Regions from separate parts of the Homo sapiens genome. Here region 1 is linked to region 2. A link is a contact called in ENCODE Hi-C or POLR2A ChIA-PET data. All regions are on one chromosome and are shown on one strand. The core of a region is the stretch at or near the end of the contact, and the rest is flanking DNA. Distances in the headings are between cores, read along the strand shown.

Region 1 (6,614 bases), core at 3,369-5,868, 120 kb after region 2:
ACACTATTTGTAAATGACTTTTTCTCCTGAGATAATTTCAAAGCTTCCACTGCATTTTCACATTTCTCACTTCCTTGAGTGACTTAAGTCAGTTAATAATTAGAATTTTATTTTGGGTGTAGATCACTTTAAGCGAACCTGATTTAAAGTCTAGCTTCCAAATCTTTGATAAATCAGATGAGCATTATTTAGTTTTAGTTTGGTACAGTATGAAATAAAAGTTTGTGGTCTAAAGATTATAGCAAGAGCATATTTTAATGTTATCAGAGGAAAAAATTACATGTAAATACATATTTCCTCATATTTACAAGTACCCCATTTTCTGGAAAAATGAAATGCTTTTGGCTCCAGATATTGCTTAGGTAATGTCTAACGTACTGTAAGCAAAGTTCTCAGCTGGCACTGTTGACATTTTGGCCAAATGATTGTTGTAGGGCCCTCCTGTTCGTCGTGGAATATTTAGCAGCTTCCCTGGGCCTCTACCCCTAGATGCCAGTGGTAACAAGCAAAACTGTCTCCAGATGTCCCATCAGGGGCAGGGTCATTCCTGTTTGAGAGCTACTTCTGTAAGGGAAGCAAACGTCCACAGCTGTGACTCTCAGCTTGCTTGGACACCACAGAGACATATAGTCGTCCCTGCCTTCACATCTAATAGAAATCACCAAGAGCTTATTAAAAACTTAAATCCTGAGACCTAACTAACACCCAGTCAATGAGTTTTTGAAGCTGCATGATTAATTTTGTTGTCCAGCTGGAATCAGAGCTGAGCAGCTCTGGTGCAGTCTCGTTTTTTTGCTTGTTTTTTGTAAGGGGGAAGACAGTCTTCAAGAACTAGATTCTGCAGAACTGGGCTTCATTTGTTGGTTTATAGTTGAGTGTGAGAAATGTGTCCTCATTCTCAGCTCAAATAGGTGATCACATAATTATCCTCCAGACTTTCGAAACTGGAAAAAAAAAAAAAGTGCTACTGATAATTATGTGGGCTCTGGCAAACTGGGACTGTCCCAGGCATAAGATTGCCATCACTCACTTGTATTCATTTTTTGAAAAGGCCAATGCACTTGATAATGTAATAAAGGAGAAGTCTGAAAATTAAAAACAAAAAACAAAAAACTGTTCTTAATGGTGTGAGTTAGAAAGAACGTTTTAAAAAAAATTTTTTTAGAAGTGTGAAACACCTTTGGAATTGTTAGATGCCAGCAGATCTGCTTTGAAATACAGCAATGTGTTTTGATACAAATTCAATATGCTGAAGAAACAGAAGAAAATTATGTCTAAATATACGTATTTGCCCTATAATTGCAAAGCATTACGGATAGCAGTTTACTGAACTGTAAATGACATCAACTTCTTTTCTCTCATAGGTGATCCTAAAACCTGGCAAAACAAGTGTCTTCCCGGAGATCCAAATTATCTCGTTGGAGCAAACTGTGTTTCTGTCCTTATTGACCACTTTTAACTCTTGAAATATAGGAACTTAAATAATGTGAAACTGGATTAAACTTAATCTAAATGGAACCACTCTATCAAGTATTATACCTTTTTTAGAGTTGATACTACAGTTTGTTAGTATGAGGCATTTGTTTGAACTGATAAAGATGAGTGAGCATGCCCCTGAACCATGGTCGGAAAACATGCTACACACTGCATGTTTGTGATTGACGGGACTGTTGGTATTGGCTAGAGGTTCAAAGATATTTTGCTTTGTGATTTTTGTAATTTTTTTATCGTCACTGCTTAACTTCACATATTGATTTCCGTTAAAATACCAGCCAGTAAATGGGGGTGCATTTGAGGTCTGTTCTTTCCAAAGTACACTGTTTCAAACTTTACTATGGCCCTGGCCTAGCATACGTACACATTTTATTTTATTATGCATGAAGTAATATGCACACATTTTTTAAATGCACCTGGAATATATAACCAGTGTTGTGGATTTAACAGAAATGTACAGCAAGGAGATTTACAACTGGGGGAGGGTGAAGTGAAGACAATGACTTACTGTACATGAAAACACATTTTTCTTAGGGAAGGATACAAAAGCATGTGAGACTGGTTCCATGGCCTCTTCAGATCTCTAACTTCACCATATTACCACAGACATACTAACCAGCAGAAATGCCTTACCCTCATGTTCTTAATTCTTAGCTCATTCTCCTTGTGTTACTAAGTTTTTATGGCTTTTGTGCATTATCTAGATACTGTATCATGACAAAGACTGAGTACGTTGTGCATTTGGTGGTTTCAGAAATGTGTTATCACCCAGAAGAAAATAGTGGTGTGATTTGGGGATATTTTTTTCTTTTCTTTTCTTTTCTTTTTTTTTTTTTTTGACAAGGGGCAGTGGTGGTTTTCTGTTCTTTCTGGCTATGCATTTGAAAATTTTGATGTTTTAAGGATGCTTGTACATAATGCGTGCATACCACTTTTGTTCTTGGTTTGTAAATTAACTTTTATAAACTTTACCTTTTTTATACATAAACAAGACCACGTTTCTAAAGGCTACCTTTGTATTCTCTCCTGTACCTCTTGAGCCTTGAACTTTGACCTCTGCAGCAATAAAGCAGCGTTTCTATGACACATGCAAGGTCATTTTTTTTAAGAAAAAGGATGCACAGAGTTGTTACATTTTTAAGTGCTGCATTTAAAAGATACAGTTACTCAGAATTCTCTAGTTTGATTAAATTCTTGCAAAGTATCCCTACTGTAATTTGTGATACAATGCTGTGCCCTAAAGTGTATTTTTTTACTAATAGACAATTTATTATGGCACATCAGCACGATTTCTGTTTAGATAATACACCACTACATTCTGTTAATCATTAGGTGTGACTGAATTTCTTTTGCCGTTATTAAAAATCTCAAATTTCTAAATCTCCAAAATAAAACTTTTTAAAATAAAGTGCTGGCTTGGTCTGTTTGCCCACTGTTTTCTAGTTTCATGCAGCTTTATAATCCTGTTTTAAAATCCTGCACACAAATCCCTATCACCCAGCGTCACCTACCACCTCGTCGTCTGGTGTTGCATGCAGAATTTCTCCCCTTGGCCAGCATGTACAGATGGGTGGGCAGTGCTCATCTGAAGGGCTCAGACTGAAGTGGGGCAGAAGGACCTGGAGACAGAGTGGGAGAAGGCAGCAGGCCGACTTCCCCCTGTGGGTAAACACACACCCCTGCGTGGAGAAACACCCCTGCATGGGGACACACGTGCGTTTGTGTGTGTGCGTGTAACCATTTGTATATGGTTTTATTCCCCAGATAAATAGCACGGGCATTGTTTAATGTCACCCACATTTGGGGGAAGAAAATGGGTTTAGTGAGCATAAATATTCCATTGTGGACATCCTACTTACTTAACTGCCACCCCTGTTGACATTTGGATTATTGCTATAGTGTTTCAGTAAACACCTTTGTGGACTGAATCCATCTATGTGGATTTTATTTTTTTCATCTTTGTTAAGGTATAATTTACATAGAGTAAGTTACTGTTTTTAAAATGTATAGTTCAAATTTTGACAAACACATACTGTTTATTTACCACGGTTAATACATACAACAGTTTCTTTATCTTCTCTAATCATTTGTACCCCTTTATACTCAACCCTTCTTCCAGCCCCTGGCAGGATGATCTCTTCTGTTTCTATAGTTGCCTTTTTGACAGTGTCATATAAATGGAATCATACAATATGTTGCCTTTGAGTCTGGCTTATTTCACTTAGCATGATGCATTTGAGATTCATGTATGATGTTGCAGGTTCTTTTTTATTGCCAGGTGGTATTCCATTGTGTGGCTGTACCAGAGCTTGTTTATCCATTCCCCAGTTAAGGAACTTCTGGGTTGTTTCCAGGTTTGGGAGATTATTAGTAAACTGCTATAAACATTTGCGTACAGGTTTTTGTGTAAACGTTACTTCATTTCGCTTGACTTCAGTTTGATGAAGTCTAGTTTAATCAGTTTGTTCTTTCATAGATTATGCTTTTGTCATATCTTCACTAAGATGTTCTATCCTAAGAGAAATCTTCACTTAGCCCAAAGTGTAAAGACTTCTCAAGTTTCAGAATTTTTTGTTTTATATTTATGTCTGTGATCCACTTTGAGTTAACTTTATGTGTAGTATGATATAGGTGTTGAGTTTTCTGTTTTAAATGTGTCCTTATTGTAAACACAGACACACATATATAAGGCCTAAATAAGACAGTTTTCATTTAGATAAATTAGGGAAACAATTTATTGTGAAAGGGACACAACTCAGTAAGTCTGTTTTTTGTCCCCCTACCTTTTAGTATGTGGCATGAACACCTGGTCAGGTGTAGATACCTAGAGCTCCTTCCTAAGGACATTTCTGTTGCCTAACCATCTTCCCACAGCACTGAGCATGGTGCAGTGAGTTCATTCAGATGGCCAAGCTTTAGGGTCAGAATTCTGCTTTTGCCCTTCCCCTATACTAACGTTACAATCAACAGAAGGCTTAGTGAACATCCACTAATGCTGCGTGAGTCAGTTCCTCCTCTTGACCTCTGAGCAAGTACTTAATGCAGTACACAAGGCACTGAGCAGATGGAGATGACTCAGGTGAGGAGACACAGACGTTGACACTGGGTGGCTTCCGTCTAGACAGGGAGCAGTTGGCTAGGAAGGGATGTGGCAGTAAATGCAGGAAGGCCACCTAGCAGGCAGATGGGGAGTAAGTTTTCGGTTTTCTTGACTCGCAGTTTGAAAACCATTTACTGGATGGGAAGCCAGGCTCTGTTTTCCGTCCAATTTGCAGAAAGCAAACCAGAGAGCTGTGTACACAGATGCATCCGGGCACACGTTACTGCGGCTGCCCAGCAGCCCTACATGTAGAGAGTGACCTGGCACTCTGTTTCCAGGCTGCTTAGCCGGGTTTCCCCAGATGGAGTGTGGGAAGACACATTGTTGATGTGCTGATTTTTACAGAACCACATTGTTGTCTCCTGATCAATTTGATCACAGCAAAAACTCAGTGGCATTTTTGACTCTTACCTACTCGTGCTTTCCTTTGGAACTACTTGACAGTGAAGGAGCTGTTGCCCAAGATGCAGGAATACCATTTGGTTTAGGGGAGGGGTTTTTTGTTTGTTTTTGGCAGGGGAATTCACTAGGAAGGTATATATTAAACTTGGAAGATTTCTAGTTCAAAACTAAAATGCATAAAACTTTAAATGTTTGTTTTCCATTTCCATTTTGTAGATAATTAGGGCTTTCTTTACCAGTGACCATGAAGGTGCCCCCTAGTGCTTGTTTCTCCCAGCTGATGGGTGTTCATTCAGGTTAGCCAGAAGTTGACACAAACAAGGTGCTCAGAAGAGAGGTCTGTAACCAACTACGACAAGCCTTCCACATTCTGACACTCTCCCTTCCCTCCCTTTGCACCATAGGCTGTTCTGAGGGAATTGTGTCCATAGTTGTCTAGGAAACCACGTGCCAATAAAGACAAAAATTGAGTTTTGTTGCACCAAGTTTTCTGCCTACTGGCGCAATGCCAGGCAGGGAAGATGTGTAAGGTTTTCACTTGGTGCATGAGAGAAGTGCACCTCGTGAGACGCACTAGAGCCCCCATGTGGAACGCCCTCCTCTGGCACTCACCCGCGGAAAAATAGGAAGAGGTGGGTGCACAGGTGGTGATTTTAGCGTGTTTTACCTTGGCTTGATTGTCACCGTAAAGTTTTGAGGTAGTTTGATCTATTTGTCCACATAGCACCTCCTGGTCTTAAGTGGATTTGAAAACATGCAGGTATAAATCATTTCATACCCCCTTAAAAACAGAGAAGGAAAGAAAATGTGGAAACTGACATGTGGTCAGTATGCTGCTGCTGTTTAGTGTTGAGGGGCGTGCCAAGTATTCACCCTAGCAACTCTTCATTTCTTGTCAGTGGGGGTGTGGCAGAAACCGGCTGGAACGACGGCAGTGGGGTTCCTAGAGAGGACTTTGAGGACATGGGGTTTCCCAGAGCACTTCTGAGAATGAGTGTCTTCCATGTTGGATAAGGACAGCTTGAAGATGAGCAGGAACCAAGTGGAAAGCATGAAGGTTGAGACCCAGGGAGCAGCCCCAGTCTTGATACCTACCAAGCAGCGGTTGCCGTTGTAGTGGGAAGCTGAGGGCTTTCAGAAACATTTGAAACCGAGTGCTTTAAAGCAAAATTGAGTTTCTTTGCAGCCTGCTCTTCAGTAGAGGACACATGCACCAAACAGTCCCAGGGCTTCATTGGTTTTTTTTTCCTGGAGACGGAGTCTCGCTCTGTCACCCAGGCTGGAGGGCAGTGGGGCAATCTCGGCTCACTGCCCCACCACGCTCGGCTAATTTTTGTATTTTTAGTAGAGATGGTTTCACCATGTTGGCCAGGCTGGTCTCAAACTCCTGGCCTCAAGTGATCCGCCCACCTTGGCCTCCCAAAGTGCCTGGATTAATTACAGGCATGAGCCACTGTGTCCGGCCCATTGGTTTCTTCTTGATAGGCCCAGGGAGGAGGGTGGAAGCTTGGTCAGTAGGATCCAGTGCTGCTGCCCCTGGGGGACAGGATTTGGTTCTTATGTTTTTGAATATTTAAACTCAGTTGAAATGCTCCCACCAAGCCTTGAGGAGTTGCTC
Region 2 (6,667 bases), core at 3,740-6,239:
GGAAACAGCCCAGAGAACACTCTGGCCCTGGGGCCCTAGAGGATTAGGGGTGGGTAATCAGAGCAAGTACAGACGGTCAGAGGGCCCTGGGGTCCCACTAATGTGTGCTGGGCCTGATAGCTTGCTGTGATGACATTCATGCAAACCTCCTGACCTGAATGCCCTGCTGGGGACAGGGTTTGGGGACTTTGAGCCACGGGCCTATTGCTCCAACCCACAGCAGATGGTAACCACCAAGGATCCTTAAACCTCCATGACTGGATCTGGAATCCGGGCTGGGCCAAAGGCTCACCCTCACCAAGAGATTGCCTCCAGCCAGGCAGCCACCAGACAGAAAGTGACACTGCCCGTTTGGGGCTTTTGTGCACTCAAGATGCTGTGGGTATGCATACTTAAACCCCACACCTTGCTTGGATCCCTTTCAGCAGTGGCAGTGGAGCAGAGTGGGAGAGGACCAGCAGGGGTATCAAGAGCTGTGGGAGCGGGCAGCCCAGATACCCTCCTAGGAGGCGACAGGACCCTGTGAGAGCAGAGGCCCCAGTCCCCAGTGTGTGCCTCATTTTCCCATTGACCTTCACTTACAAAACACACATCCAAAACGAAAGTCCTTACAATTCAAGACAGCAACCACATTAAACCCCAACTGCAAGCCCTTCTGCCCTAGGGTCTTGTATACCTGCAGTAGTGCACACCTTGGTAGGTAGCCTGGGGAGCCCTGACTGTGTTTAAGATGGGAAACACTAGAAGACGCTTGAATTCTCAGAGGTAGAATTCATTAGCTAAGGACAGGATGAAGATGATACAGAAAGAGGACACAGCTGAGAGGGTCAGCCCCCCAAGATGGAATTCATAACCCTTGGGGGGAAGATGGAGAGGAAAAGCGGATGCCCAGGGTAGACTTGTCAGTGTTTTGGCAGGAAGGGAAGGGAGTTTCTATTCCTTAATGTCTGTTTTCTCTATGGATTATGAGATGAGATGTTTTGCCTGGGCTGGGGAGGGAGTCTTAAAGGAATCATAGGAAAGTGTAGATCAGAGTGGAGAAGCTGTGAAGAATGGAGGACAAACCGCTAAGGGATGAGCCAGAGGCCTGTATGCCAGCCTGCCTGGATTCCAGTCATGGATTTATGGAGCTTCCGACCTGCCTGGTTGTGCAATATTTGGGACCCTGAAAAAAGAAAACTCCACCTTAGCCCCAGTCAGAGGTAAGGGTAGCCCCATAGGAGGAATTCTTTCGAGGAATAACTTTCTGTATACTGAATTGAATTTAAAAAGACTTGTTTTTTAGTGTTTATGTCTTCTTTTTAAAAAAAAAAAAATGAAATGGTGTTGGTAATAGCTTTCTTTTTGTATTTCTAAACTGTGGTAATATGTACATAATATAAAATTTGCCATTTTAATTATCTTTACATATACAGTTTATAATGTTTGTTTTAAAATGTTTTTACTTTATAAGATTAAAAAGTTGGTACTCCTATATTGCACCTCTAAGATCGTTTTAAAATTTTTACTGGTCTATGAAATTTAGAAACATTATGAGCCTTAAAAGAATCTTTCCCCCATTTAACATTGTTACATGACTTTATTGGCAGAGGAAAATTCTGTAACAATTTGTAGAATCTTTAATGGTATGGCATAGGAGTGGAATCAGGATTACTTTTGGTTGTTATAACATCTTGATAAAGTGCTTCTCCTTCTAATATTTTGTATATATTCTCTTCTCTGACATTATCGAGATTGTCTAATGCTTCACTACCGTAAATAAATACTTCCTCTTTGTCAAGCGTAAACTCACAGTTCATATAAAAATAACATAAATATGCTTTCCTAAGGATCTTTTTTGCAATTAAAACCATACATATACATATATACAAATTAGGTGTGGATATAGTTGTTCATTTGGTCAAGGCTGTTTTATTAAGTAGTTCTATCTAAAATGTGTAAAGATTTTGCACACATAATGCTTTTTTCATTCTGAGCCGCAGACACCAAAAATCCCACAGGAAGTTGTCTTTTAAGTGTTGTGGTTTTTTAGTTTCCTGTTCAGTTGCAGAGATGATCAGAAATAAGATAAATCTGTACAATCGAAAGAGATTTGTGGTTAAACATTATAGTAACTCTAAATGAGAATCCTTAATTAACTTGTATTTCTTCCCATATTGATCTAGAGGAGCTATGATGACATGCGTGTGTAAGCATAAAAGTCAGAAAATACTTTTTTGGTGTTCCATGGATAAACTCTTTAATTGTTAAATGGGTGATTCTTTCAGATTATTCTTTATACTTTCCACTTGTTGTCAAAGCACCTACCTAAAAAATAAACTGCAGGAATAAAGCTTTGTTTTTAATTGTTGGCAACAGTTTTACCTTTATTTTACAGATGATAAAAGCCTTCTCTTGTTTATTTAAAGAACAGACTTTATGAAGTTTAATTTAGATATTAAAAATACCACTGAAAAATTTTAAAGTGATACTATTAGTCACTGAAATACTAAATATAATTTTTAAAGAATAATATTTTCAAGATGAAATATTTTTGTTTGATTTCATTTTTTAAACCATGGCAAAGATAAAACTGTTAAATATATAACTATTTTTAATTAGTGACAAATAGTTGCAATCTAGCATTTAAATTACACATTGGGCAACTTGTAAAAGTGACAAATAAGGAAAAGTGAAAAATGTCAGTGCATTTGTAGATAGTGTCTCTAGATTTAGGTGCTATTAAAGACACCACACCTAGTTCTAGGCAGCTTATGCAATTGCACATCTTCTTAAATGGTAAAGATAATGTGAAAGGTCTTTCATCACCACCTTTTAAAATTAAAAAATACTTCCCAAACCTTTTTAAATGGTGTTTGCATATGAAGAAATTTAATCACAATTTTTTTTTTTTAATGGGGTCTCACTGTTTCCCAGGCTGGTCTCAAACTCCTGGCCTCAAAGAATCCTCTGGTCTTGGCCTCCCAAAGTGCTGGGATGATGATGATGATGATGATGATGATGATGATGATTTGAGACGGAGTTTCGCTCTTGTTGCCCAGGCTGGAGTGCAATGGCATGATCTCAGCTCATTGCAACCTCCGCCTCTCGGGTTCAAGCGATTCTCCTGCCTCAGCCTCCTGAATAGCTGGCATTACTGGCGTCTGTCACCATGCCCGGCTACTTTCCTATTTTTAGTAGAGATGGGGTTTCACCATGTCGGCCAGGCTGGTTTCGAACTCCTGACCTCAAGTGATCTGCCTGCCTTGGCCTCTCAAGTGCTGGGATTACAGGCTTGAGCCACTGCGCACGGCCCCAAGTGCTGGGATTATAAACGTGAGCAACTACGCCTGGCCACCATTTTTTTTTTTTTTTTTTTTTTTTTTTTTTTTTTTTGAGACAGAGTCTTGCTGGTTGCCCAGGCTGGAGTACAGTGGCACGATCTGGACTCACTGCAACCTCCGCCTCCTGGGTTCAAGTGATTCTTCTGCCTCAGCCTCCCGAGTAGCTGGGACTACAGGCACGCGCCACACCAGGCTAATTTTTGTATTTTTAATAAAGACGGAGTTTCACCATATTGGCCAGGCTGGTCTCAAACTCCTGACCTCGTGATCCGCTCGCCTCGGCCTCCCAAAGTGCTGGGATTACAGGCGTGAGCCACCACGCCTGGCCCACAATTCTTAAAAGAATAAATAATACTTTGTCCAAAAGCAAAACAATTACAACATGACTTTAAAACAAAAATGACTTCAACCATTTTTATGAAGAACAAAAAGGAATAAGGGTTTGGTTTGCAGAAGGCTCTTTTCTGGTTCAGACAGCTTTGGGTTGCAAGATGTGTGGCACTTCGAAGCCTTAATTGATACTTATGTATCACCTACACATACTTCTTTGTTAAATTTGTTCTTTTCATACAGTTGAATTCTAAAGAGAAAACCATTGTCTAAAGCCTGATGTTTATGATTTCTTCCATTTCTTCTGTGCCGGTTGTGGCACTATACCAGATACTTTAAAGATGTTATCATTGATGTTACTAAGGATTTCTGGCATTTTTTGAAGACCTTTACATTTACAAGTGTAGATTAGTGAGTCTAGGATTGGTTTCTTACCATGTTCCTTGGTGTTTAGCAAAGCCGTCAACATTGTGGGAAGTTTGTGTAGTGGCTGATTAAACTGGACCATGGACTGCACGTGTTTACACCCTTTTCTGCCCAACTTTGAGTTGGAGGGACAGCATTGGAATGCAGGGCAGCTTGACCCGTTCGGTCAACAAGAATTTCAGCAATCTTGATGGCCAAAAATAAACTTTTCAAGATTCCTGTCTAGATGGGCGGGAAAGAGACTTTGGATATATCTTGAGGTCTAATGTGGGGTGTGGGCCGAGATGTCACAGGTCTCTAGGGTGTTTCTCAGGCTGCTGCCTCCGGGTGCCCATGACCTCATCACCAGTTTCAGCCTTGGCAGTCGGCGCCGGTGAACGAGAGCAACGCTTCTGACCCTGCCGGAGCTCCTCGGAGATGAAAGCCATGACGCGCCTTGCAGAAAATGCATTCCGCCTTCCGTGGGAACAACGCCGAGGCACGCGGTGACAGCCGTGACCATGCTGTTTGCCCAGTGAAGGAAACAACTGTCGGGTATCGGCTCTGCCGGCCTTTCCAGCCGCACTCATGCATGGGGCTCACCCCATGATGTGCGTGGCTTGTCGAGGAGCAAGTGGACAAGTCTCTTAAGGAAAGCTTTGGTGCACAGGCGCTTTCTCCTTGGGGGCGAATTCTGCCAGACCTTGGATAAAAACAAACAGGAAGACTCGCACGGCAGCGGAAACTGTCTTCCAAGTTACTTGGGTTACCCGGCTTTTCCTTCCGCGCTTGGGGTCGGGACCCCGGCCGCTCGTCCCGCCCCCTCCCCCGCCGCGGCCCCGCCCCCTCCCCGCCTCGCCTCGCCTCGCCTCGTCCAGCCCCGCCCCCGCCGGGCCGGGCATGCTCAGTGGGCCGGGCCGGCAGGTTTGCGTGGCCGCTGAGTTGCCGGCGCCGGCTGAGCCAGCGGACGCCGCGTTCCTTGGCGGCCGCCGGTTCCCGGGAAGTTACGTGGCGAAGCCGGCTTCCGAGGAGACGCCGGGAGGCCACGGGTGCTGCTGACGGGCGGGCGACCGGGCGAGGCCGACGTGGCCGGGCTGCGAAAGCTGCGGGAGGCCGAGTGGGTGGCCGCGCTCGGAGGGAGGTGCCGGTCGGGCGCGCCCCGTGGAGAAGACCCGGGCGGGGCGGGCGCTTCCCGGACTTTTGTCCGAGTTGAATTCCCTCCCCCTGGGCCGGGCCCTTCCGGCCGCCCCCGCCCGTGCCCCGCTCGCTCTCGGGAGATGTTTATTTGGGCTGTGGCGTGAGGAGCGGGCGGGCCAGCGCCGCGGAGTTTCGGGTCCGAGGAGCCTCGCGCGGCGCTGGAGAGAGACAAGATGTCCGCCAGAGCTGCGGCCGCCAAGGTGAGCGCCTCCGCGGCCGCCAGGGCCAGACCGGGCCGACCGTCGCCGCCCGCCCACCGGCATCTGGCCCGCGTCCCGCCCTCCCTCGCTGGCGGCTGTCTGGGCCCCGGGGCGGCGGGGTGGGCAGGGCTGGCGCGGGGCCGCGGGCCGCGGGCCGCGGGCCGCGGGGAGCCCCTCGGGCGGGGGCGGCGCGGGCCGCACTGGGGGCGGCCGGGGAGGGGGCTGCGGGCGCCCGGCCGCCGTACTGGGCAGGTGCATAGCTGCCGGCGCCTGTGCCTGGCTGCGGCTCGCTGAGGGCGGGGACACGCAACAGGTCCCTCGCGGAGAAACTCGGCTCCAGTGAGGGTTCGGGGGCTGGAAGCCGGCTCTCAGCGGGTCGGGGCTTGGGGTGCCACCTCCTGCTGGCCGGGAGCTGCTGTCTTTGGAGGAGTGGTTGGTCCCCGGCGAAACCCTGTAGTTTCGATCTGATGTCACTCCCTGCGGTATGCGCACGCCAGCGATAAGGCTTTGAGACTGCAAAACACTCCACTCAGCCTGTGAGGCGTAGTAGGTCGGGTTTTCTTTCATGCTGTATTACTTATTTAAGGTAACTTTGAAAATAACCTCTTTAACATTTAATAATTTAACTTGAATTAAACTTTCACAAGTAATACAAAGTATTCCTACGAATGGACAATAAGATGAGCACTTAAAAATTAGTAAAGGCCGGTGAGTTCAGCCGAAAAAAGTAACGTTTTTCCTGTTACTTTTCCTATGTGCTCTGAAATATTATTGCATTTTCCCATTGCTTTGAAACTAACTTGTGTATTACATTAAAAAGCCAAAGTTCCTGAAAAACAGCTAGGATGCTCCTCCCATTTTGTATATTAATTTTTTCATCATAAAATAGTACTTGTTATTTCAAACAAAGGAATACAGAAATGTGAGGAGTAAAAAATCTCCCCTTTAAAGAATATCAATTCATTACTTCAAATAGTATCGAGATACTTGGGCAGGTAGTGGTTTTCTGTGTGTATTTTTGTTTGAAATGCTTACCCGTAACATCTGGGAGCAGGAATACTATGCCTCTGAAACTTTTGAACTCTCACAGAAGCTTGTTTGCTGGCTGGGAGAAGCTAGCGGTTACACTTATTAATGAATAGATTGTTTTAAGGGATATAGTATTCTTCGTTTAAGAAAAATTTAACTTGCACCTTTTGACCTTACATTGAG

The links. Hi-C counts contacts between places; a loop is a spot of excess contacts on that map. ChIA-PET counts read pairs that join two places held with the same protein, here RNA polymerase II (POLR2A).
Region 1: a map of endothelial cell of umbilical vein shows a loop between it and region 2 (3-fold over the local background). The contact joins the enhancer-like site here to the promoter of TJP1 in region 2. A Hi-C loop is called at or near these places in 3 of 168 maps with a recorded cell type or tissue (HepG2, colonic mucosa and endothelial cell of umbilical vein). POLR2A ChIA-PET finds 5 or more read pairs at or near these places in 1 of 52 experiments (PC-9).

Annotation. Positions count from the first base shown.
Region 1 is chr15:29,696,440-29,703,053 of GRCh38, reverse strand. TJP1 (tight junction protein 1) reads left to right here. Exons shown (of 28, transcript NM_001330239.4): 28 at 1,365-2,902. The coding sequence ends at 1,459. Among named protein-coding and RNA genes, the nearest start is that of LCIIAR, 25 kb to the right of the region's middle. Within about 2 kb of position 4,618, at least 3 of the 41 ENCODE cell types and tissues checked have a DNase peak (open chromatin) inside an H3K27ac peak, as active enhancers do; they include endothelial cell of umbilical vein, where a contact is called at or near this core.
Region 2 is chr15:29,820,790-29,827,456 of GRCh38, reverse strand. TJP1 (tight junction protein 1) reads left to right here and starts at 4,989. Exons shown (of 28, transcript NM_001330239.4): 1 at 4,989-5,455. The coding sequence starts at 5,429. LOC124903451 (a long non-coding RNA gene) reads right to left here and starts at 2,949. Exons shown (of 2, transcript XR_007064546.1): 1 at 2,841-2,949; 2 at 1,560-2,073.